Linked DNA regions of Mus musculus: all the other regions are linked to region 1. A link is a loop called in an ENCODE intact Hi-C map of the cell type or tissue named here. Cell type or tissue: gastrocnemius. All regions are shown on one strand.

Evidence for each region. Peaks named below come from ENCODE experiments on the same cell type or tissue, not always from the same donor. Only the 100,000 strongest peaks of a DNase experiment are listed, where the experiment ranks them.
Region 2: it touches region 1 in a loop (2.6-fold over the local background); 10 of 42 quality-filtered maps call a loop at or near these places.
Region 3: it touches region 1 in a loop (2.6-fold over the local background); 2 of 42 quality-filtered maps call a loop at or near these places.

Annotation. Positions count from the first base shown.
Region 1 is chr9:40,326,713-40,334,712 of GRCm38, forward strand. Gramd1b (GRAM domain containing 1B) reads right to left here. Exons shown (of 20, transcript NM_172768.2): 3 at 6,733-6,943; 4 at 706-726. 1700110K17Rik (RIKEN cDNA 1700110K17 gene) reads left to right here and starts at 6,760. Exons shown (of 3, transcript NR_040728.1): 1 at 6,760-6,875. In gastrocnemius, CTCF peaks have their summits at 2,776 (motif pointing right), 4,125 (motif pointing left) and 7,124 (motif pointing right); DNase peaks (open chromatin) are centred at 4,102, 4,489, 4,970, 5,296 and 5 more places; H3K4me3 peaks cover 857 bases; H3K27ac peaks cover 2,466 bases.
Region 2 is chr9:40,387,646-40,395,645 of GRCm38, forward strand. All of the region lies in intron 2 of Gramd1b (GRAM domain containing 1B), which reads right to left. Among named protein-coding and RNA genes, the nearest start is that of Gm51668, 25 kb to the right of the region's middle. In gastrocnemius, CTCF peaks have their summits at 3,373 (motif pointing left) and 4,367 (motif pointing left); DNase peaks (open chromatin) are centred at 3,413, 4,366 and 4,850.
Region 3 is chr9:40,263,822-40,271,821 of GRCm38, forward strand. Scn3b (sodium channel, voltage-gated, type III, beta) reads left to right here and starts at 5,395. Exons shown (of 7, transcript NM_001083917.1): 1 at 5,395-5,781; 2 at 6,147-6,226. The coding sequence starts at 6,172. In gastrocnemius, a CTCF peak has its summit at 4,369 (motif pointing right); DNase peaks (open chromatin) are centred at 4,385, 4,531, 5,405, 6,297 and 1 more place; H3K4me3 peaks cover 2,127 bases; H3K27ac peaks cover 2,039 bases.

The DNA.
Region 1 (8,000 bases):
CAAGCTGAGGGACTTTAGCCAGACGTTCTTCCAGGAAAGAGTCCAGGGCCATACAGTATGTGACAAGGAGAATGGAGCCCTTGCAGGCACTGCTGACTCCACAAAACACTCTCAGAGTCCAGAGCTGGATAAATAGCCACTAAGGATGACCTAAGAAGGACCCTGCTTTACAGACTAGAAGGCAGCCAAACCTTCAGTAGGAGCATGCTCTGGAGGATACTGCATATCTTTGACACACTCTGTCATATAGCACCGTTTCTTAGCACCAGCTCCTCCACAAGATGTCTTGTCCAGTGATGCTAACTTTAGCCCTAAGTTCATACCTCCTGTCTCACCCTAGCCACAGAATACCGCCTGGCCTTGAAGCAGTCACTCAGTCCTGGCTGCTCCCTACCTTCCTATAGGACATTAGATGAGGAAAAACATGAGGTGAATCATCTCTTCATGTTCCCAGATCAAATCCTCCTCCCCAGGACATACCCGTCCTGCTGTAGAAGAGAACTACTGTGTCTGTTTTGTGGTGAGATGAAGAGGTTGACAAGGGCAAAAACTCCTAAGACCCAAACGGTACTTAACACTTCTTGCAACCAACCCCCCTGCCCATCCCCCCACCCCCAACACACACACACACACACACACACACACACACACACACACACACACATTTTTCTATTACCCAACAAGAACAGAAACAGAACTACTTACATTGTACCAACTCTGGCTTTTCTGTAAAGACAAAAATAAAAGAGAATATAATTAGTTAGGGAAGAGACGATAGAAGTGGTATTCCTTCCCCCTGGGGTGAAGGTAACACAGACAGCGGAGGGTGGGCAGGGAGAAGGAATCCAAATGCAGCTGAATGCTTCCCATGTCGATGCTCAGGAGGGTCCTCCTTTCACAAGACAGCTCCAGAAAGGAGGCCCAGGGAGCAATCCATGCTGGAAGCCCCCACCACAGCTTGGGGCGATTGGAGAGGCAGGCAGTGGCAGCACTAGCTAGCGCTCAACCAGAAGGGAGTCAGAGCCCCATCGCCAGGTCCTACTGATGGGGAGGTGGGATACGTGGTAGGCATCCAAATCCTAGTCCCCCAGTGGGTTTTGACTAGAAGCAGAGTAGACACAGAGCCAAACACAGCCTCTTGCTCCAGATCATCTCCCCTGTCAAAGGCAGGGTAGAATGTTTTGGTGAAGGGGGAAGAAGGGGCTTTCTTAAAAGTCACACTATACTCTCAGCTAGAAGGTGAGCAAATTCCTTCTATCCCAACAACCGACTGACCTAACTAATAGCTAACTAATGGTTGAGGAAGAAAGTGGAATTGTGTCATCTCTAAAGGATTCTTCCAAGCCATGGTGTTATATACAACTTGGTACTCATGAAATCACATTCTGTCGCAGCTCTATGGTTGAGGAATACTCATACTGATCTCCCCATGGGATCTGAAACTTTCTAGTGAAAGAAGGGGAACGGCTTGATTGTGTTGTGTCTGTCTCCAAGCTCTACTCATGAGCATTCTGCCCTGATGTTAGAAACGTTGCCAACGGGTCAAAGCCTCAACGAGATACCAGAGGTATGGAGCCTATACATAGTCAGCCACTTAGAGCTTGTGTCAAAGAGCCAGCTAATAAACGCACAGCTGGGCAACCGCTGTGTCAGCTAGTAAGGTGTGCGTGTGTGCATGTGACAGGATGGAGGCGACTATGAACCAGGGATCTGTGACTGTGACCACAATGATGACCAGATGATCATGTGATCTCCTTCTCATCACCAGCTTCTTCCTTTGAATCAGAAACCTGCCTGACACCTTGACCCTCTACCCTGACAGTCAGCACAGTGGCCAGAGATAGGGCGTGCAAGGGGCACAGGCATGTATATGCTTTTCCCTCGCACAGATTCCACTGGTCGGTCTGACTAAGATAGCAGGCAGCAACACAGGCACTCAGTTACCCTCTGCTAGGAACTCTTTGTGGTCATTCCTCAAAAGGAATGGTGGTTTCATCTAGAAAGCACAGTCTTTTACCACAGTGGCCTCCAGAACTTGAAGACCAAACCCACATAGCCAAGACTATGTCATCATAGAATAGGAATTGCTACCTTATAGGAAAGAATTCTGGGCCAGAACATTCCCACCTAAGTAGTTCAGCTAAGTCTATTCATGCCTGGAAAGGGTGGGGGGAGCGAAAAAGTTATACCTAGCTGGACCGTCATTTCTATAGCTCTTTTTGGGTGTTCACAATGGCAACTGACTCTAGGACCACCAAAATGGGGTTGTGTTAATTTCACATCATGATGAGCACGAGTATACTCTTGCAGCTACCGACCAAGCTATCTATCCACAGTTAGCTTGTACTGCACTAACCCTGAGCAGGCTAGTCACCTGCTTCCCAGCGGAGGAAAATCTCTCTCAACTGAGCCCAAGCACTTTAGTTCTTGGAACTTTTGTATACAACTGTTGGAGGAAAAGGGTCACTGGGAACAGGATCCGTTGTGATCCTCAAACACGGTGCCTGCCCTCTCTCCCCACGTAGACGGAAGTAGATCTTCCCTTTCTCTGCACTGACATGGAGATGCTAGTTCCTTCAGAAACTACTTGACACAAACAGCTTCAGAATCCCAAGACCTTTCGGTTAGGAACACCTGTCCCATCTCTAACTAGCTCTGTGGTACCTTTATAGCTAATATTCATTATCTTATAAAGTGAGGATATAAGAAAGGATGCCCTTTTTTTTCCCTTAATTTTATTTATTTAATATATGAGTGATCTGCTGCATATACATCCCCCTGCCTGAAGAGGGCATCAGATCCCCCTATAGATGGTTGTGAGCCATCATGTGGATGCTGGGAATTGAACTCAGGATCTCTGGAAGAGCAGTCAGTGCTCCTACCCACTGGGCCATCTCGCCAGTCCCGAAAGGATGTCTTAAGTACTAAAAGAAATGAGAAAGGAACCCTGTAGAGTAAGAACTTCGGAGGCTATGCCGCTGACCATATCCCTACACAACTCCTTCTCTGCCAGCACTGAGGCACCTCAGAGACATATACACTTACATGTTCGGTGAGATTACATTAGCCCTCAAGAATACCCAGCAGGAAGGAGTTTCTAACCTTTGACCTGCCTTTCTGGGCTGAGTGTTAAAGGGACCTCCTGTGAAGGAGGTTCTCAGAGAGGCTTAAGGCCCAAGAGGGTGACAGAGGCACAGACAGACAGATCAGAGACTGCCTACCATTGTAAATTCATTGCTATGCCCCTACCTGGAGGAGAGGGCTAGAGCTCAAGAAGGCACAGAACTAGGGAGCCTGTATCAGATGGGTAAGGGAGTGGGGTGAAAGCACAGAGCTGTTAAGAAGCAGGATGGAGGGTTGGTGAGACGGCTCAGTGGTTAAGAGCACTGACTACTCTTCCAAAGGTCCTGAGTTCAAATCCCAGCAACCACATGGTGGCTGACAACCATCCGTAACAAGATCTGATGCCCTCTTCTGGTGTGTCTGAAGACAGCTACATTGTACTTACATATAGTAAATAAATAAATCTTTAAAAAAAAAAAAGAAGCAGGATGGAGCTGGAGGAGGAGAAGGGCCTGGAGGACTTGTTTTGGGTCTCTGTGGCCTTTTCTACAAGGAATCAGACAAGTGAGAACCAGACAGAATGCAAGGCTCCTAGAAACATACCCAGACTACCTTAGAGCAGTTTCCAGCCCTCGCATCGAAAAGCATCTCCTAGAACAAAGGCTTGAGGTGTCTGGAAAGCGAGCTGATGAGGGGGAAGGGGGAAGGGGGAAAGGGGAAGGGAGACTGGGACCAGGAGCTCTACATTAAGCATAAACTGGAGCCGGGAGGCAAAAAAAAAATCAAAACAAAACAAAACAATGTCTTACTTTGATCAGATTAAGTCTGTCATACTGGAAAAAAAAACCACAAAAATTAGAATTCAAACAAACAAATAAACAAACGAACAAAAAGGTGAAAGGTCACAGCACCGGGCACCGCCAAGCACCAACAGAGAGCTAAGCTGCGCGGCAGAAGCCAAGCACTGAGTGGCCCTATCTACTTGGCAGGCCTGCAAGGGCAGAGAGCAAGCAGCTCTCCGGAGCTGGAGGGGGCAGGAAAGCATGTCCTGGCTCCCCCTAGTGGCCACAGGCCATCACTACTGAGTGCAGCTTGACTGTGGCCCAAATGCACTGGTTTCTGGGAGTGACGGTCAGCCCTGAGGTCTGTAGCTCCCTACTCTAAGCGGGGAGAAAGAATCAGCCTCTACCCCTGAAACTGTGATGAGGAAGGTGAAGCCTTAATGATTTCCTGTCCCTAACAAACAAAAAAATGGAGGTCAGCAAGGGGGGGGGGGGAGACACCGTGAAGCCTCTTTGCAGGAGGTGGTTATGGGTGGCCCAGCTATAGTTGTAGTGAGAACAGTTCTAGCTCACAGAGCTTCCACGCAGCTCTACCTGGCCACCTTGAAAGGATGCGCCTAGGGGAAGCAGGTTTAGACGCTTTGGCCGTACCCCTGCAGCACCTGCGTGCAGTCCAGTCACGGGGCCCTGCATTGAACCCTTTTCCCATGGTGACTCTGGTGTAGATCCTCTGCGGTCTACGTGTCTTACACTCGCATGTTCCAGGGTGACTACGGTGGATCCCCAGTGCAGTTGTGCAATGTGGTCCTTCCTTGTCAGGCTGTCAGTAAGCACGGTGCTGCTCCTGGAATGAGCTAGGCTTGGAGGAAAGAGCTGCACACTTCACCTGAGGACGGGAAAGACTAAAGACTCAGCAGCTGTGGTGAGGAGGAGTAACCTGGTACCCACATCCAAGCTGGGTTCTCCTTCTCCCAGATGAGCCTGGAGCCTTCTGGTACACACTTCAACTAAGGCAGAGGGGCGGGCACTGGCGTAGCGACAAAAGGTCTTGTACAACTCCTGTCCCCAGCTATCAGGCATGCCGGAACCTGCCCAGCCTCCTACACCCACAGAGGACTCCCACTGGCTTCCTCACTCCAGGCTGCCGCCCCCCACCCCCCACTGGCAATAGGCACATAAAATACTGAGAGTCACAGGTCTGCCTCTGAAGGGCACAGTGGGAAGGCTTGGCTGTGGAGCTTCTTGTTCTTGCATCCATTGGAAGTGGATAGTGGTGTGCCACCGTCCTCCCTGAGGACACTCACAGACCCTGTTGTAAGTTGTCTCTCTGACTGAAGTTGGCACTTCTTCCCAACAATCGACTTCCTGGGCCCTACTGCCTTGCGACCAACTGCTCACCACTGAGCTCACCACTGGAGATCCGAGGGCCCTGGGTAGAGGCTGGCACGTCTCCCTCCCTAGAGCCTGGTGGGTACTGTCAGTCATCACCCTCCAAGGTTCTGGTACTGTACCTTCTTTAATCAAAACCCAGGTCTCTAAGCACACTGTGAATGAGTACCAGAGCGGTACAAGCAAGTCGCAGCGGGTGCCCTGCCAGGTAGCTCTCAGGGGTGGAGGAAAAGATGAACTAGGCAGATCTCATCAAGGTCTTTCCTCACTTCTGCCAGGGAGGCCACCGTTACCCATCCAAGGGTCACATGAAACAACAGAGTGACTGAGTGGAGGCTCCACGCCCACAGGGACGGAACTACCTCCTGCAGGACTCTGCGTTTTACAAAGTGCCACGCAAGGAGGGAGACACATTCCCACTAGTGGTAGTGTTTGAGAAGCAGGCAGACTCGGGAAGGGGATGGGGTGCAGGTGGAGTGGGGTGGGAGGTGGAGTCTTTTCTCTGTTGTCAGGTGCAGTGGGCGTGGTCCCTCAGTGACTTCCAAGCCAGCCTGCCAAGGGGTGGGGGTGGGGAACAGTGGGTTCAGCCCTTCTGGGAAAGGGACCAAGCAGGACATATGGGCAGAATTGGCAGGGGTAGAAGGAGGGATGCTGAGCACTACAGACAATTCAATACTAGAGGGGAGATTAAAAGACAGAGACAAAAGATGGCTTACTTTTGAGAGGCGCTTGTGAGACTAAGACCATGCATGCAAAGGTGTTTGGAAAACAGTGGGGAGAAGAGGAAGAACAAGAAATCAAAAGACAAGTTCAAGTGGGGTTTCTCCCAAGCCTCCCGAGGGGTCCCCTTTCTCAAGCCCTGCGACTCCCGTTGGTTTAGGAGCACCTGAGTAGAGGCACCTCTTGATTGCCAGAGGCCTGGGGATCGAAGGAGAACTCTGGGGAACCTTAACCATGTGAGGGAGGCCTCTATGCTAATCCTTGGATCAGGAGCCCAAGACAAGCTTGAGAGGGAAGGAAAAGTCCTGTGACTATCCTCTCTGCAAGATGAGTAGGGCATGGGCTGGGACAAAGGTAAGGCGGGGTGATGGCCAAGGAGGAGGTTAAAAATAGCCCTCCGGAAGCTTCCCTGAACTCGCTCTTCCTGGCAATACACTTGTCCCAAATAACGTTCCTTTGCCAGTTCAAAGGGCCAAATTTAACGAAGGATTATAAAGGCGACACCTCCTGCTCACCAGAGCTTCCTCCATATCTCAAGGGTCTTGAAGTTCCTTAGATGCTTACCGAGAGATGGGGAGCGGGGTGGAGAAGGGGCGCATGACTCGGGACCCTCCCTGAATGATTAACCAGGAATCAATTCATCAAGAGTCTCCCCTGCTGACGCTGACCTGTCCTGACTTCATCACATAGACACGGGGCTGTTCGGTCACATGAGTACCCAGTAGCTTCCTGCGACCAGCTAACAAAGGCTGCCAAGTCCCCAGCATCGTCTGCTCACCTTGGAATTTTTACCACCGCTCCGACCAGACTGTGAGGAGCAACTGCGTTGCACACCCTGCTCCGGGGTGGACGGGGACTTGTCCGAGGAGTGATCTGAGCCCTTCTCCACCATGGTGTCTCCGTCCTGGTTCTGTGGTGTTGGTGAGCGGGACCGCTTCCGGAGGATGGGAGAGCAGGCTGGCGTGCTGCGGTTGGAGTTACTGGCAGTGCTGCAGGGGCAGATGGAGACGGGGAATGAGATGGAGAGGGAAGAGGAAGGAAGGAAGGAAGGCTGTGAGTGACGGTCGGCCACAGACCCATGCAAAGGAGCCAGCTCAGGGAGCCCAGGCAACAGGCTGAGGAGACAACCCAGCTAGGGACTTGCTGCACTGTAATGCTGCTACTGACCAGCAGGGGGCAGTAGTGCCGGTGTGAAAAGGGAACTGGGACTAGAAACAAGCAGTCAAGTATTTAAATATTCACCCATCCAATCCTGTTTGAGCTTTAACTACATGTAGAAAGCTATTAGGGAAGATGATTTAGACCCTGAAAGAATCTCTCAATGCCACCAGTTCATTTTATACATGCTTTGTTTCAACACTTGCCCATAGTGACAACAACTCCGCTTTTCAAAGCATTCACATATATATTATTTCATAGGCATGTCTTTTACAAATTACGACGTTATTTTATCTTGCATGTATGTGTGCAGGCATGCATGTACCATGGGCATGCCTGTGGATGTCAGAGGGCAACTTGCCAGAGTCTGTTTCCTCCTTCCACAGTGTGAGTCCTGCAGAATGAACTCAGGCCACACTGGCTTGGCCATCTCGCTGGCACAGGTACCATGTGCCAGGACATTCAGTTGAGTTAATAACGGCCACTATCCTTCCATTTCATTTAAAAGATGAAGCTAAATGCCAGATAGAGAGGAGAAAGTGACCCAGGGCTAGCCTCAGAGTTTGCTACAGATGTAAGTCACTCATAGCAGCCTGGTAAGTTATGTTGCTGGTCTACGGGGGGGGGGGGGGGTTGTTCTCATACCTCCTACCCAAAATTCACCTCTAAAAAGTTCCTTGTACTTCCCATGGCACTAAATCCAGTTATACCGAGGCATTCAATCTGTTAATACAGTAAAGACCGAAACTTAGCTTGTGTTTTCAATAGAATAGAAGAGGTGAAGAGAAAAGGGTGGAGAGGAAAGAATGAACTCAGTTTGTTCTGTTTTCAGAGAACAGAGAAATCAAAGAGCTGGGCAGGGAGGGAAGAATCCTCAGAAAGAGACAG
Region 2 (8,000 bases), 61 kb after region 1:
CCTCTATGAGTTTAAGGTCAACCTGCTCTACAGAGTGAGTTCCAGGACAGCCAGGGCTGCACAGAGAAACCCTATCTCAATATACAAAAACAAATAAACAAACAAACACCATAAATCTCAGTGCTCAAGGAGTTCCTGACCTAATACAGAAAGACCAACATGTTAAAAAATAAAATAAAATAAAATAAAAATAAAAATAAAATAAAATGTGCCAGGCATGATGGTTCATGCCTTTAATCCTAGCAATGGATAAACTGAGGCAGGGAGATTATTTTGAATTTAAGGCTAGTCTGAGTTTCAGGATATCCTGGGCTAACCTATGAAACCCTGCCTCAAAAGAACAGTTTATTGATATGTAAATATAATATAAAAATCTGGAGCAAAATAAGGAAACTCTCCTGTCTGTCTACCAGGGAGTGGGAGGGTCTTGCTCCTAAGCAGGTCTGATGATAGCTTAGAGTTCTTATCCCCAGCATTTTTGACTATCTCAGTATCTTATGAGGCTCTCAGAACATTTCTATTCTGTGCTTGTATTTCTCATTTTGTCTTTGGCCTTGACTTCTTTTCTTTTTTTAAAGATTTATTTATTATTATATGTGAGTACACTGTAGCTGTCTTCAGACACTCCAGAAGAGGGAGTCAGATCTCGTTACGGATGGTTGTGAGCCACCATGTGGTTGCTGGGATTTGAACTCTGGACCTTCGGAAGAGCAGTCGGGTGCTCTTACCCACTGAGCCATCTCACCAGCCCTTGGCCTTGACTTCTACCCACTAGCTAAATCCCAAGCACGGAGACACCTGCTTGCAGTCTCCCTCTGCTGTTGAGAAGGTCTCCATGAGCAGCTGCCATCAGTGACCATCCACCCAAACCCAGCAATGTCCTTGAATCTCCAAGGCAGCTCTATGGTGTGGATGTCCTTATTGACAAAGAAACAGACCAGCAGAGGCCAAGGTAACTCACTCAAGCTCACAGAGAGAGAGGATGGGCATGCTAGAATCTGAACTCAGAATCGTGTACCTCCAGTCACAGCTATCCCATTGCCCACCGTCTCACTTTCCTGACCACCTCCTTCCCAGCCTGCCCAATCAGAAAGTACTTCTGTGTTCCCCAGGGGTAGCCATTCCTCTTCTGGCCCTCATTGCCTTGTTTTTTGTTTTGTTTAGGTTTTGGTTTTGTTTATTGTTGTTGCTGTTGTTTCAGCTTTTACAACAGGGTTTCTCTATTATGTAGGTCTGGCTGTTCTGGAATTCTCTGTATAGACCAGACCAGCCTCAAACTCACAGAGATCCACCTGCCTCTGCTTCCCCAAGTACTGAGGTTGAAAGCGTGCACCAATATGCCCAGCTGACTGTCATTATCTTGAGCTGCCATAACCTGTTTGCTTACCTGACTTCCCCCAAAGCTGGTGAGCGCCCACCCACATGGCACGTGCTATTCTTCTCTGAGCCCCCATACCTGGCTCTGCTGCCCCATCAATGGCATTTACTACACCTCCACTGAACGAAGGATTCATAAATGCTTCTAGTGTCTGTTCTCAAGAGATCAAAAACTGTCTGAATGCAAGCTATCCTTCATATACCTTCGCAGATTAAAACCTGAGATACCTCAATCTTAAACTGGAACCTTGAAGAAACAAAACGGGCAGTGTCGTGAAAATAGAATCTCAGAATCCAGACTCCCGGAAGTGAAGCCACGCCTCCAAGCCCTCCTCCAGGAAATGAATGGAATCAGATAAGGATGCTGTCATCAGGACTGACCACACCTCCTCAAAAAAGGCTATTTCTTTCTGTAGCAACATAGTTCAGTGTGTTAGGGCTGGGGGAATATGTGAAAACAGCAACTCAGAAATAAAGCAGGGCGGGCTAAGGTAAGAGGGGGCATTTACATGTATTTAGACCTGTGAATCACAATATGAATTTTTACTCAGCTATTCGCGGGCTTTTTACATTCTCATGGGTCCAGGGCATCCAGCCATAACATAGTCTCTTTGAATCTGGGCTTCGGGCTTTCTACCTGGCCTATACAACCAACCTCTTTATGAAAGCATCTTGAATCAGCTCAAGATGCCTCAGCTTCGAGTTATAAGCTTTCTGCAGAACTGATGGAAACCACAGGTGACATCGTCATCAAACCACTCTGTGTCAAGTTCTGCCTAAGAGTGCAGGAGGTTCATGGGCCTTGGACTATAAAGCCAATTCATGGCTTGGTGATTCACGAGCCAAGATGGAAGATGCCTGAGATAACTGTTCAAAGAGCTTGGATCGGAGAGGGTTAAAGAAGTCCTAGGATTGAATACTCTCAGTTCCAGCAACTTTGTGGTCCAGAACCTGAGAGCAAACGCTAACCTCAGGAATGATCCAACTGGAGTTCTGCTTCTACAGCAGTGACCGGAGATGACCTGAGACCTAGCCTAAGGTATAGAATGGCCTAAGGAGAACAGGGCTGTGTAGGCTTCCACCCCCACATGCAAATACAGACACAACATGACCACATCTCTCCGAACTCACTCCAGAACTCCCCAGTGCCCCCAAGGCCACGCCTTGCCTAGACTTTACCCTACTATCATGCCATAAAGCTGGCAGGTGGGTGACAAACCACTTACAGGTTCAAGAGCTAGATCACTGGCTCAGCATCACCCAAGTCAGGGACAGCAGCATCCCAACCAGACAGCACACTGCATACAGCAAACACTTTTGGATCCAAACACAGCCCAGATGCCTGCCCCCATAACAGCCAATGCACAGCACCCTGCGGCATCCCATATATTGGTTGGTTATTTAAGTATTCGTGAAAGTACGAAGGCAGGGACGCAGTCCTGGGTAATCTGTTCTCATTTGAGTTCTTTCCCTTGCTCTTCCTCAAGTGTGCGTCAGATCTCATCTGATGTAAACCACAGATAAATGTCATTCTCCCCTTCGTATAGGCTAAAAGGTGAAAGCTCAGAGAGGTTAAGTAACTTCCTTCCGATCACACAGCACAGAGGAATGGAAGAATCACTCAAGTCGATGATTCCAAGAGAACCTGCCCAGACAGTTCTGCTTGCATCAGCCTGGCTGATTGGGCCTCCTTTCTCACACTCTCTTCCATTCACATCACAGGGAACCCAACCTGCTCCAGAAGTCTGAGCCTCTTCGAGTCTTCCACCTCTGTGAGAATGGAGACTCGGCCATCTGGCCAAACAGCAAGGCCCCCAGTAAAGGCCAAACTACAGGTGTCTCCTTGTACACAGGACAGGGGTTGGGGAGGAGCTGTTGAGACTTGCCTCCTCCAGTTACTACCAATGGCTCAGGCTCCTTGTTTGGAAAAATACACAGAAAAGCAAAATTCTAATTGCCAGCAGCGTCCAGAATAAGAACAGTATTCAACATCGCCCTCTAGTGTGTCCAAGGCCATAGGTACAGCACCCAGCCACCTTTACTCCTCAGAGACTCAAACCGGCCAGACATTGGAGCTCCTAGGAGCTCGGGGAGGGACATCGCCTGTCACTCAGGCACCAAGGCCTCACCAGCTCCAAGGCCAATGTCGGCTGCAGGATGAGCTGTCTCCACTCCTAAGGCTGCTCAGTCCACAACCTCCCACCTAGCCGGTACACAGCAGCAAGGGAAAGAACACAGAAGTTGAGAGACAGCGTTAGGATGAGCCCATGGAGCAGGAGAATCGGGAAGAGGCAGAGGAGGAAGACAGAGAACAGGGGAGCCAAAAGCAGGTAGGATGAAGATAAACAGAAAGCTGAGCAATAGCTAAAGAAAAAGACAGAAATGGAAAGTGAGTCCAGGCAAATGCCCTCGGCGTGACCACGTTCCTATTCTCCTCCAGCCACAGGCTCAGATATGCGGATAAGAGGTGGCCGGTGTGCTGTGTAGCACAAGACACACCCTCCCATCTCCTGAGGTCATTTCCCTCTCCTGACACAGCCCTGACTGCTCCTGAGTGCTGGGCTGAGGGAGAGGAGGGGAGAAAAAGTGAACCAAAGGCGGAACTCGCAGAGCGAAACCACTTACGCACAGTGCGGCCGGCAGCATTTCCATCCTACCTTTGCCGTCGCCACGTCGGCCGGATCCATGACCCCGGCTTGGCCTGGGGAGCAGAGCACCATCCAGGGAGAAAAGGCAGAGTCACAAATGTCCACCCAGAAAGAGGACACCACCCCCTCTGGAAGGAAGGCCAGGAGAATGAGACCTGCTTCCACTCTCCAGAGGGGTCCCCTGGTACCTCCTCAGTTGGTAATGGAGGAAAACATCCGGGGGTTCCCAGCCAGTTAGGGAAGCGGGCGGTCAATATCCCCACAAATACCCATGAGGCCCAGTCAGTCCATCTCCCCTCCCCTCGTACTTGGTCTCAGAAGGGCAGTGTGGGTCTCCCCAGGCTCCCCCTGCTGGGGGGAGAGGATGCAGAGTGGATGCCCTGCCCCATCACTGCCCCATCACTGCCCCATCACTGGTAGGTACCCAGAGATGAGGACAAGGCGCACATGTGGACAGAGGCTGCTGGAAGGTGCTGAACCAGTGCTGGGTCACAAGGCAAGGCGAAGGTTTGGGTTGGAGGGGGCAGGTGTTAAGGTGCAGGCACTCAGATGGAAGCAGGGGTAGGTTCTGTGCGAGGAGGAGCTGGAGGCACCGCGCTGAGTGGCACAGCAAAGTGGAGAAGGCGAAGGGAAAGGGACTCCCCGTAAAGCCACTCACCTTGCAATAACATTCAGACTGACTGAGGCCTACACAGAAGCCAGGGGCGGGCCGTTCCCACACCCCCAACTCCACTCCCAGAGACTCACAGCCTCTGTCTAAAGGTGCATGAGAGAGCAGCAGGCAGCCAAGCTGGATCCGCAAAGGCCCCTAGCTCCGTTGGAGCAGCCTGATTGGCGGAGCAGGATGACTTCATCCAGCCCCATTCATCACTCTAGGTTTTCTGCCCGGCAGGGACAGTCAGCTCAGCTTGCAGCAACTACAGCTTCCTCTCTGGCCCTTAAAGCAGGCAGCTTGGGAGAGCCTCTATCCGTCAGAGGGCCACTGAGAGAAGGGAACTGGCCAGAGTACTCTCGGTCTCACGGAAAAGCAGAGCAGACCGCTCGCACTGCTAAGAAAGGAAAAAATAAAAAAAGCGCACTCAAAGCACCATGCCAGTATTCACTGTAAGCATCCTGTGTGCCGGAGCGGGCACCGATGGAAGACAGCAACACTCCTAAGAGAACACTCGGCAGAAGCTATAAGCTGCACTTCCCCCACAGAAAGTGAGGTGTGGCAAAACAGATCCAAGCCCTCAAGCATGCCTCATATCCTCCTCCGTGGTCATCTCCTCCCCATGAGTGAGGCCCACTTGGCCTGGTAAGGACAAGGCTTCCCTTGTGTCCAGCATTTTAAGCCCATAGAGAGTGATCAAAAAAATGGCAGCTTACAGATCCACTTTACAACTTACGGATCTAAGTCACAGAAGAAAAAAAAGAAAAAAATTAGGTCAGTGCAAGCCTGTCAGCCTCTAAAAGTCATTTCCACTCAGGCTTCTACTATATAAATCTACCAGGAAATCTGTTATCGGGCCAGGGAGATGGCTCAGTGACTACGGCCTTTGTTGCTAAACCTGAAGAACTGGGTTCAGTCCCCGGGACACACATGATGGAGCAAACTGACTTCTGATGGAGCAAGTTGTCTTCTGACTTCGACAATGAGCGCTGTGCTATGTGTGGGCAGGCACACACACACAAATAAATAAATGTCATTTTTAAGATACAATTACAACAACAACAACAACAAAACCCTATGATTCTTGGAGAAATGTCTTCAGTTCCAAACTCCTCCCTTCTTCCTGAGACCCTGCTCAAAATCCAGCCCCCAGACCATTTGTCCTTCCCCTCCCTCATTTCTCCTCATCCATATTACCTTACTCAGTTCAAGCCCAACCTCATAGCCTAACACAAAAACGTATGGCACCAGCATACACCAAAAACATCAGTAGACAAGGCAAATATGGCTGGCTGCAGACAGATCTGCTGCTTCTACCTGAAGGTGTGGTCATGCCTCCCCAATATTACCTGCACAATCAGGGAGATGGTGTCTATATGCTGGAGGAAATCTAACCCTATAAGGTCCTTGCTTAGCCCAGCCTGCTCAGGTGACAAACCTTCCTGACCCAGACTCACCATCAAGGGACACTTCTAAGTGTTCATATCCTTGCAATGGCATCCTGGCCTGCAGGTCCCTTAATGTCTTCTCTTCTGTCCCCTCCCCTGCAGGAGTCTCAGTAACACAACATGTCTGTAAGCCAGGTAACAAAGCAAGGCAATCTATGAGCCTTGAAGTCCTCTTTACTCCACACACAAGTCTCTTGGAATCCAATCTCAGCACTGCCTTTCTTTGGTCATGATTGTTTGATTCAATCACAGTGGATATAGCCCTTAAAGGATACAACTCTTTTGTTAACATTTTGAATTACTGCCACTTTTTTTCTAAACGAGAAAATGATCTTATTTTCTTCCTCAAAACATCACCACACAGACACTATACCCAGCGCGCATCAATGTACACGAGTCTGGCTTAACGACCAGAGCAATGAAACTGTCCACTCTCCGTTTTCACAGGGCTCCGGAATTTAAGTTGTGTCTCCAAATCCCATCATCTCCTTGAATACTCTATGATCCGTGACACCGAGATGATTAACCTGAGATCTGTAGCTGTGAAGTGACTTGTCTAAGGTCTCGCAGTGAGAAACTGAAAATTGAACTCAACCTTATATGATTGGATGCATATCTTCCTCCAGAAATCTATTCCCAGTTTCCCACCACTTCTCTGTATCTCCTCGGTCTCCTCCCAATTCCTGAAGACTTAGAAAATAGGAAATATCAGTTGAAACCAAGTGAGAGTCAGGGGATGTAGCTCTAGTTGGTGGAGTGCTTGCTTCCCATGCGTAAAGCCCTGGGTGCAATCCCTAGCAAATCATGAGCGGGACATGGTAATACATGCAACAACCCTAACACGTAAGAGCTGGAGACAAGAGGATCAAAACTTGAAGGTTATCCTCAGCTACATAGCAAGATCGGGGCCAGCCTGAGCTATATAACCCTGCAAATAACAACAAAGCAAATCCTAATTTAATGCCAAGAGATTGATTCATGCCTTTCATCCCAGTATTTAAGAGGCTGAGGAGATGATGGATGGATGGATGGATGGATGGATAGATAGATAGATAGATAGATAGATAGATAGATAGATAGATAGCTCAGCAGGTCAAGATTCTATCACAAAAGACCGATGAGTGAAGTTCAGTCCCCAAAAACCATCATGTAAGGAGGAAGCCAACTTCTGAAAATTATCCTCTGAGCTCCATGTGCACTGTCGCATGTGCACCAGCACTCATATATAAACATATCAAGCACATACATAGTGATAATGATATATGAAACATAATTTTTAGTTTAAAAATATACAAAATGGCAATTGATGCAATTTGCCTTTGAGATTTCTTTTTTCAAGATGGCCAATTATGAGATAAAACATTATCAAAAAATTAGGAGGGAGCTTGAGATCATCAAAAAGTTAGTGTGCACATTTAAAGAAGGGTCCTATGATGGCTAATCCTAGAACTCAAAGTTGGAGTCCAGACTGAGACGAATTCCCAGTGGAGACTGCTTTTTAGATTTAAAAAAAAGAATCAGCAATTCATTCATGTTCGCTTTAGGCAGGAAAGGAGACCAAGGTGCCTTGCCAACGCTTAATTCAACAATCCAAACTAAGATTAAGGCAAGGGAGAGATACAGGTCTTGGAGCCTGAAGATGCACTTTTCATCCCACCACAAACACCTGATACACGTGTTCTATGAGTTGAAAGTACCTGTTTTGTCTGTCTTACCTGAAATTGTGGGGAGCAGAAATGTTTCACATCTGAAAAGTATGTCAGATTTAGAGATATTTACATAGGTTTTCTCAGATGAACCGTTCTAATTCAAAATATTTTAAATGCTCCAAAATCCTCAACCAGTAATAGAATTTAGGTCGAGGAATAATAACAA
Region 3 (8,000 bases), 63 kb before region 1:
CATCAGGCTCTCTGCCACATGCAAATCCAGGAAGGGACTGGGTGCTCTAATCATAATGCCCCTGCTTCCTGCTCTAATCCCACACTTCCCTGGCTGATGACAACTCTCCGCAGCTGGCTCGCAGGATGAGGGAATGATTTGGGAGCCTGGTATCTCGAAGTCTCACATGTGCTCTATGACCACAATTTAAAATACACAAGTTTCTTCCTTCTCTTTGTCCCAAAGGGTGTGCACTCTATTTCGAAATCTACTTAGAACAGCAAAACCAGGTCACATGACTTCCCTAGAAGGGACTGATTCCCGTGTCAGGACTCTTAGCTCAGGTTCATGCTAATCAAAAAACGGTTCTCCTGATTTTCTCTTATGTTTTGAGAGGTGAGCCCCAGGAGTTCAGACCACCTCCCTTGGCATGTATTTACCTGTGCCTCTCCACCACCACTCTATGGATCATTTGGGTTTCTGCTTTCTCTAAATCAATATGTACATCTTAATGTACCATTTTTTTTCTATCATGGTATTAATGCTATCTCTAACCAAAACACTCACCCCTGGGAATCTTGGTGAAATAACAGACAAGAAGACTAACTTACCCCTGTATATCAGGCAGGCCTTTCCCCCTTCATTAGCATCCTTTTGTTCCCATTATCCAGAATTTTGAATGTCTCCAGTTCCATGTAAACCTCCTCCTCAATCTCTGTGTTTTTACACTTGATCATCGAGGCACTGCACCCTGCTGGATCTTCTCCTGTTTCTCTTGATGAGACATTTTCTCTTCCCAGAATTGATTCTGACTTCATTCACTTCCATACTACCCACACTTTCTCATCCATTCACTACTTTTTGGGTTGAATCCTCTATGTAAAAGACCCAGTGTCTGCCTTCACCAGTCTATCTCCAGGAGCACAACAAGGAACAGATCAAAGAAAGCTGTCGTGAAGAAACATCCTGGTGGGAGCAGTCAGAACATTAGCAAGCACATAAACTGAAATCAAATAATTTTGGGTTAGTGAGGGAAGACATGAAAATAAAAAGAGAAAATGAGGTGCAGAAGCTTCAAGCAATGGAGGTGGGCAGGGGCTGGTTTAGAAGAGGGACCACTAAAAGGTGAAGGCATTTGAAGCAAGATTGCAATGGTGAGACAGCCACAGAATGGGAAACAATTCAGGATGAGGGCGTGTCATATTGGGCACAAGGGTTGTGATGATATGGTGCTTGCTAAGTTTGGAGGTCATTTGTTTTCTAACGATGTGTAGCTGGAACACTGTGGGCAAGGCAGAGAGTTGTTAACATCTATGAGAAGGCAGCCAAGGCTTAGGGTCAACTTGTTACACCATGAGGAGGATTCTAGACTGTACTTAAGGACAGTAAGATGATATGAGAGGGCTTTGAGTGAGCAAAGTACAGTCATGGATATGGGCTCCAAACTAATGGATTCCTCCAGTCACAGATGAAAAATATTCAAGAATAAACAACGTTTAATATAATGTACATAGTTTCTTTCTTTTTAGCTGTGTGTGTGTGTGTGTGTGTGTGTGTGTGTGTGTGTGTGTGTGTGTGTGTATTCATGCCACATAATGCATGTGGAGATTAGAGAACAACTTTTGGAGTCTGTTCTGTCCTTCTGCCATAAAATTCAGCAATAAAACTCAGGCCCTCAGCCTTGGCAGCAAGTACCATTATCCACTGAGCCATATTGTAGCCTAACTTTTTTCTTATTGCTCTCCAAACAATATAATATAGCAGCTATGTGCATTCATTGCATTAGTTACTGTAAGTAACCTAGAGATAATTTAAAGCATAAGGGAGGACATGTAAAGGTTATATACAAACTCAGTTCCACTTTATAGGATGGCTTTGCACATCTGCAAATTTGAGTCTCTACCAAGCACCTGTGGACACCAAAACACAATTATATATCACTTTGTGAAATTTAGACCTCTATGTCAGTTGCTTAGAAAGCTGATCATATGGCATCTTGGTCCAGTTTTAGTTACTATGACAAAATGCCTGACATGAGCAACTTAAGGGAGAAAAAAGGTTTGCTTTGTAGAGGTGTCACAATATCATGATAGGAAGATGAAGTGGTGTAGAACTCACCTGTCTGCCTGCTTTGGTCGGAAGCAGAAAGACAGATTATCAACACTACTATGCTTTCTCCCTTTTCTTTCAGTCCATCCAGCCCCAGCCCCTTGTAATGGTGTCTTCCATATTCTGGGTAGATTTCTCCTTCCTGGGGAAGGCCCTCACAGACACAACCAGAGTGGCCCTTAGTAACCTCCTATGTGCTCAATGCAAGCAGGCTGGCAGTCAAGATCAATCATCACCCATAGCCTTACATATCAGCAAGAGCAGAATGTTTACGACAGAGAAATGTCAAGCTAACATCAGCAAGACAGAGCAGCACCCATCACAAAGACGAAGGGATAACTTACCATGTTAAGTGCTTTAAAAGCTTACGGAACAAGGGCTAGAGAGATGGCTCAGCAGTTAAGAGAACTTGTTATTTATCCAGAGGACCCCAGGCTCAGTTCCTAGCACCCACATTTTGTGGTTCACAATAATCTATAACTCTAGTTCCAAGGGATCTGATCTCCACTTCTGGCTTCCGCAGGCACTGCATGTACACCGTGCACATATGTACACACGAGCAAAACACCCATATACATAAAATAAAATTCAAATTTAAAAACACATCCCGGCACAGACCAGATGGACTTCAAGAAACTTAACGTACTTATAAGTATGGCAGAAAGCTCCTGCCAGAGGGAACAACAGAACAGCGAGAACAAGTGCTCTGGGTTTTCTTTTTGTTTTTGTTTTTCTTTTTTATTGGCTGTTTTCTTTATTTACATTTCAAATCTTATCCTCTTTCCCAGTTCCCCCCTCCCAAAACCCCCTATCCCATCCCCCCTCCCCCTGCTTCTATGACAGTGTGCTCCCACCCACACACCCACTCTCACTTCCCTGCCCTTGAATTACCCTACACTGGGGCATCAAGCCTTCAAAGGACGAAGGGCCTCTTCTCCCATTGATGCCCGACAAGGCCATCCTCTGCACATATAAGGAGCTGGTGAAATGGTTTGTGAGAACTTGAAGCAGATACACTTTCCAAAACCTCAGAACTTACCAAGGGAACATTTCAAATTCTGCTAATAAATCCTCAGAACGGGGCTGGTGAGGTGATGGGTTTTGGAGCAAGGGTTCTTGCACCAAGCTTAATGACTTGAGTTCTATATACAGGACTGACATGGTCAACTACACACATTGTCTTCTGACCTCCATACACATTCTGGAACACACTCCTCTGCCCACACACACACAGACACACAGACACACAGACAAACACACACACACATAAATACACAAAACAAATTATAATCATACTTTAATCGTGATGTATTGGTTCTGTGATATAAATCTAATTACTCTCACCTGCCTTTGATTGTAATTTTTTAATGTATCATGCTGTATATGCGTTAGTAGGAAAACATGTTTGGCCTCTATGACTTCTGAAAAAAAATCCATTTAAGCTTGAGTGAGGCCTCGAGAGCATGACAGTAGTCCTGCTCTGTGTTTTGCTTTTATCTGTTTGCTTGCTAAAAACTGTGTATAGATTAAGTGATTTTTTTTATGCCAAATTTAAGCAGAAAGTTATATTTCATGACTGAATTGAAATTGAACAGAACTATTGACAGAGTGTGCTGCCTGGAACGAATCATACCCAACAGTAAGCTCAAAGTTTCATGATACAGCTTTCCAGATTCTATGCACACATACAAAATGACTGCAGCAAGTCAGGTAAACTGAACAAACAAACAAACAAACTTCCGATTTTAACCGAACGCAAGCCCATTGTGAAGGACATGCGGTGTTTGAATATATTTTTCCTCTTGAGCAATTTTCTTCTGATTCCATCAGATTTGTTCTGCTCAGACCACACAAAAAGGACTAGCTCCTATTCATAATGTCAGAGAATCATGTTGATGAGTGAAAAAAGTAGCCAGGGTAGTCAGAGATTGGGGTTGGCTAGAAACTATTGTACACTGGAGAAGTTTAGTTCCAAACAAAAAGTTCTTGCGATGGGTCATGGAGGAAATGACTTCTTTATTGAGGAAAATGTATCAAGAACGATTAATGCAGCTTGGGGAGGAATGGGTATAGAAGTCAAATGAGTACAAAGAACTTCCTTACGCGTCAGAAGGGGGGGGCGGGGGGCGGTTAAGCTGTGAAGAGCCAGCTGTCACACAAGAGAGTTCCAGCACACTCGTCAGGAAAGCGCCTCACTGATTCCTGAGTTGTGAAAGATGTTGCAGATTTTGAGAACCTCAAAGGCTGATCCTCAACACAAGATGGCGTTTTACGACCCCGTGGCTCTCGGCCCGGGAAGAAACCTGACTGAGGACCTTCTGTGACTGTGTATGTGACATTTAGCAGGGAGCATTTCCTGTGTATAGTTCATTTACCGTCAGCTGTTACTCCGCATTCCCTTTAGGAATATCACTGTTATGCCCCCCCCCCCGACCCCCACCCCTTTTTGGCTAGAGAACAGGAGAAAAGGGCCTGGGCAGGAGCCAGACTTTTGTACCAGTCTTTCACCATTAAGCCTTCCCTTCGATTCCAGGCATGCCTAATCCGTTAAGTCAATTCGAGTTTATAACTGAGTGTAAAGGTTCAGGTTTCCCTTCCAGAAATAGGGCGGGGATGCTCAGCAGCTGCTAGGACTCGGAGCGTCTAAGAGTTGGAAACCGTCTCAACATCACATCGTCTATCTGCCTACAAATGGTTGGGGAAGGTGGGGCACCTCAGATAACTTGGGAAACGAGAAATCATCCTTCCTTATCCCTACCCTAAAGCTTATCCGAAGCTCGCATTTGGAACTAGACTGAGCACTGAGGTAGGGACAGGTGTGCCACACCCTACCCTATTTGCTACAAGCAGAAATTGCCTTGCTGTGTCCCTTGTGTGGGAACCCATTAATCAAGGCAATTCAAAGGCTGGGGAGGCAAGAAGGGGGGGGGGGATAAAGTAGAGGGCGAAGAGAAGCCAGCCAGGAGCTAGCTGGTACTGTAACTATTATAGATGACATCATTGCTTCAAAGAGATGTGTCCCTCCATTCCCCAGAGCTGTGGGCAAGTGTATTTGGGAGGCAGCAGGAGTGGGGTTGCCTGGAGGGGGTGGGTAAATAGGTGGAAGCTATGTGTGTGTCCATAACTCAGAGAGAAACCCAGACAGTAGAAAACCGAGGTGACAGCCAGCTAGCCAGACAAGAAGCCACCGCGGTCGGAGGGTGTTTGCGCTCCTCCCCCTCTTCTCAACGCGCCAGCCCTGGGAGGGGCACGTGGGTTTAGGGGTGGGGAATATGTGTCCAAGGGGGAGGGTCCATAGCGACCAAAGCGGCAGAGAGCTGCCTGCGCATGTCAAGGCTAGCAACACATTCAGCTAGGGGGTGGCCCTGGAGAGGGGCGGCTTGATCACCCAATCGCCCAGCATCGGGGCTTCGCAGGATCCAGAGACGCGCCCCGCGGAAGGGGGTCCCCCCCTCTACCCAGCCTCCACCTCTGAGATCGCCAGTCCCACCGAAGCTCCCGCCTCTTTCCACGCCTGGTGGACCTCATGGGAGCCCGGGGCTGCTGTGTACAAGACTGAAGTGGAACACATTCTGTAGCCCAGACGACGGCTGGAGTGGGGACACGCCCAGCTGGAGAAGCCTGCCCCGCCGTAGAAGCCCGAGATTCTGAGTCTCGGTGGATCGAAGTCGCTGTCCCTAGGGGAGGCGAGAGGTGAATCAACACTGACTCCTTCCACAGGCCAGCATCCCCGCGCCGGCTGCGAGACTCCCTTCCCAGTCCACTTTGCTTTGGTTGCAAACGCAAGCAGAGGAGAGGGTTGGAATTCCAAGAGTGGGGTGGGCGGGAAGGCTACTGTCCGTGGTGCTGAGCCAAGCCCCGAGGCTCGCTTTAGCGAGGTGGCTTCAGCTGACACCTACACTGGGCTCCAGATCCCGCAGACCCCCTAGGAAGGGGACTTGACCTTTTTCTTCCTCCTCCCACTCAGAAGGTCCGCTCCCTTAGGGGCAGTTAATCCCTGAAGGTTTCCTCGAAAGAATCAGAGGGCTCAGTCCTTGACAGAGATCCTCTCTGTTCAGTTCCAGAAACCACTTACGAGAAAAGATGCCTGCCTTCAACAGATTGCTTCCCCTAGCTTCTCTAGTGCTCATCTACTGGGGTAAGTACAGCACCCTGCCTTGCAATGTGCTAATACCACGCATCGTGCTAACAATAACAACACTTAAGTGATGTCGATGGTGACAAAAAGGAGCTCTGGTTTCTCTCTGTGCATTTTTGCCAGACATGGAGATCCACACGCGCTCCCAGAGACCTGGGTTTGGAGGTTTGCAAAGGCACCTCCCTGCTCCCTGTGCCTTGATTTTTTTTTCCCTCCTAACCATCTTTAATGCTTCTCTGATTCCCGTCTTTCCTAATTTTTATTTTTTCTCCTCCCTTCCCCCTTTGCTGAAAAGGAATGTATCCGTTTATTATTTCAAAATCTTGCTTGCATTTTTTACATTTGCATCGCTCAGTGAAGAGTCAGTCAGTCCTGAAAATCTCAATGATTTGGTGTATGTGTGTGTGGGGGGGGGGGGCACACTCATTTCTCTCTATGGTTTAAAAAAAAGCACAAAACCTGGATGCATGAATTTTGAGAGAGAGAAACTATAGCTTGTCCATCTGTTAAATTTTAACTAAGAATGGATGGGATAGCAGTTCCAGCCATTTGCTGCTGTGCACTGATAGACAGATGAGAAATGCATTTAGTTTGCAGGAACTGAAGGGCTTTGATATTTGGTAAGCTGGTTTTGTTGTTCTTGGGTTTGTTTCTGGATCTTTGTTTTTTTTGTTTTTTGTTTTTTTCTTGGTTGTCAGTTGTAAGAGACTCAGATGACATTGCCCCTCCAAATAAGGGACTTGTGACAATAATGCTGGGCTAAACAGCTTCAAGCATAGCTCACAATTGGATACCTGAATGTGTGCTAAGGGAATTGAACATCTAAGTGCTAATATGTGAGTGTGTGACACACACAGTGTTTTACAGTATGTTAATGTATGTCTCTGTTTATAAGTGTGTGCCCAGGCATGCATCTGAGCATGTCAGTATGAGTATCTGAATGGACTAGTGAGACTTAACAGTGTGTGTGTGTGTGTGTGTGTGTGTGTGTGTGTGTGTGTGTGTGTGCTTCTAACAGTTTTGCTTTCATGTCTTTGACTCTGCCCTTGGTTCAAGTATAGGTGCTCTTCAGTTGATAAGTCAGTTTGTATGGGTTTAGCTTACCTTCCTCTAAATTCAAATCAACAAAACCATAATGGATTGTACCCACCTCCCTTACATAAAGTAGGCTCGTGGGATTATGTTCCTGTGATGGGCTTGGCTCGCACTCTGCCTGTGCAGTGGCAGGCATGCCTCCTTGCCTGAATATCACTTTGTCAAGCCTTGGATACTAACTGTAGCTGAATGTATTATTTAGATTTTGCACGTGACCAGAAGAGGAAGGAACCAAGTTTCCTGTTGAACAAAATGCCTAGTGAAACAAGAACAGGAAAGAAAAGGAAGAGAATGATGCCAACCCCAAGGGCAGACTCACCACAACCCATTCCCTGTAGCCTACAGGAGACTTGGAGATGAAGCTGACATAGGGGCTGCCAAGGAGCTCATTTGTCTTGAAGATCAAGGTTGATATTTGCTCCAGGGAAAAGCTAGGCCGGTTGGGCTTAAGGAAGGTTAGTGTGGCAGGATAGGAGAAGGTGTGGCTGAGGCTCACGTTGTAGAGAAGGGTCTGCCGTCATCTTTCCAAACTCTGAATTCCAGAGGGTGGGGAGGGCAGTCTTGGCCCTCTTGCCCAGGACTCACAAAGCCCTGTGTCTCAGTTCTATCTCTGCTCTACCACTTTATTTTTGTTAGGTAACATCCTCAGAATGTCTGATAAATATGAAGCTTGAAAGTT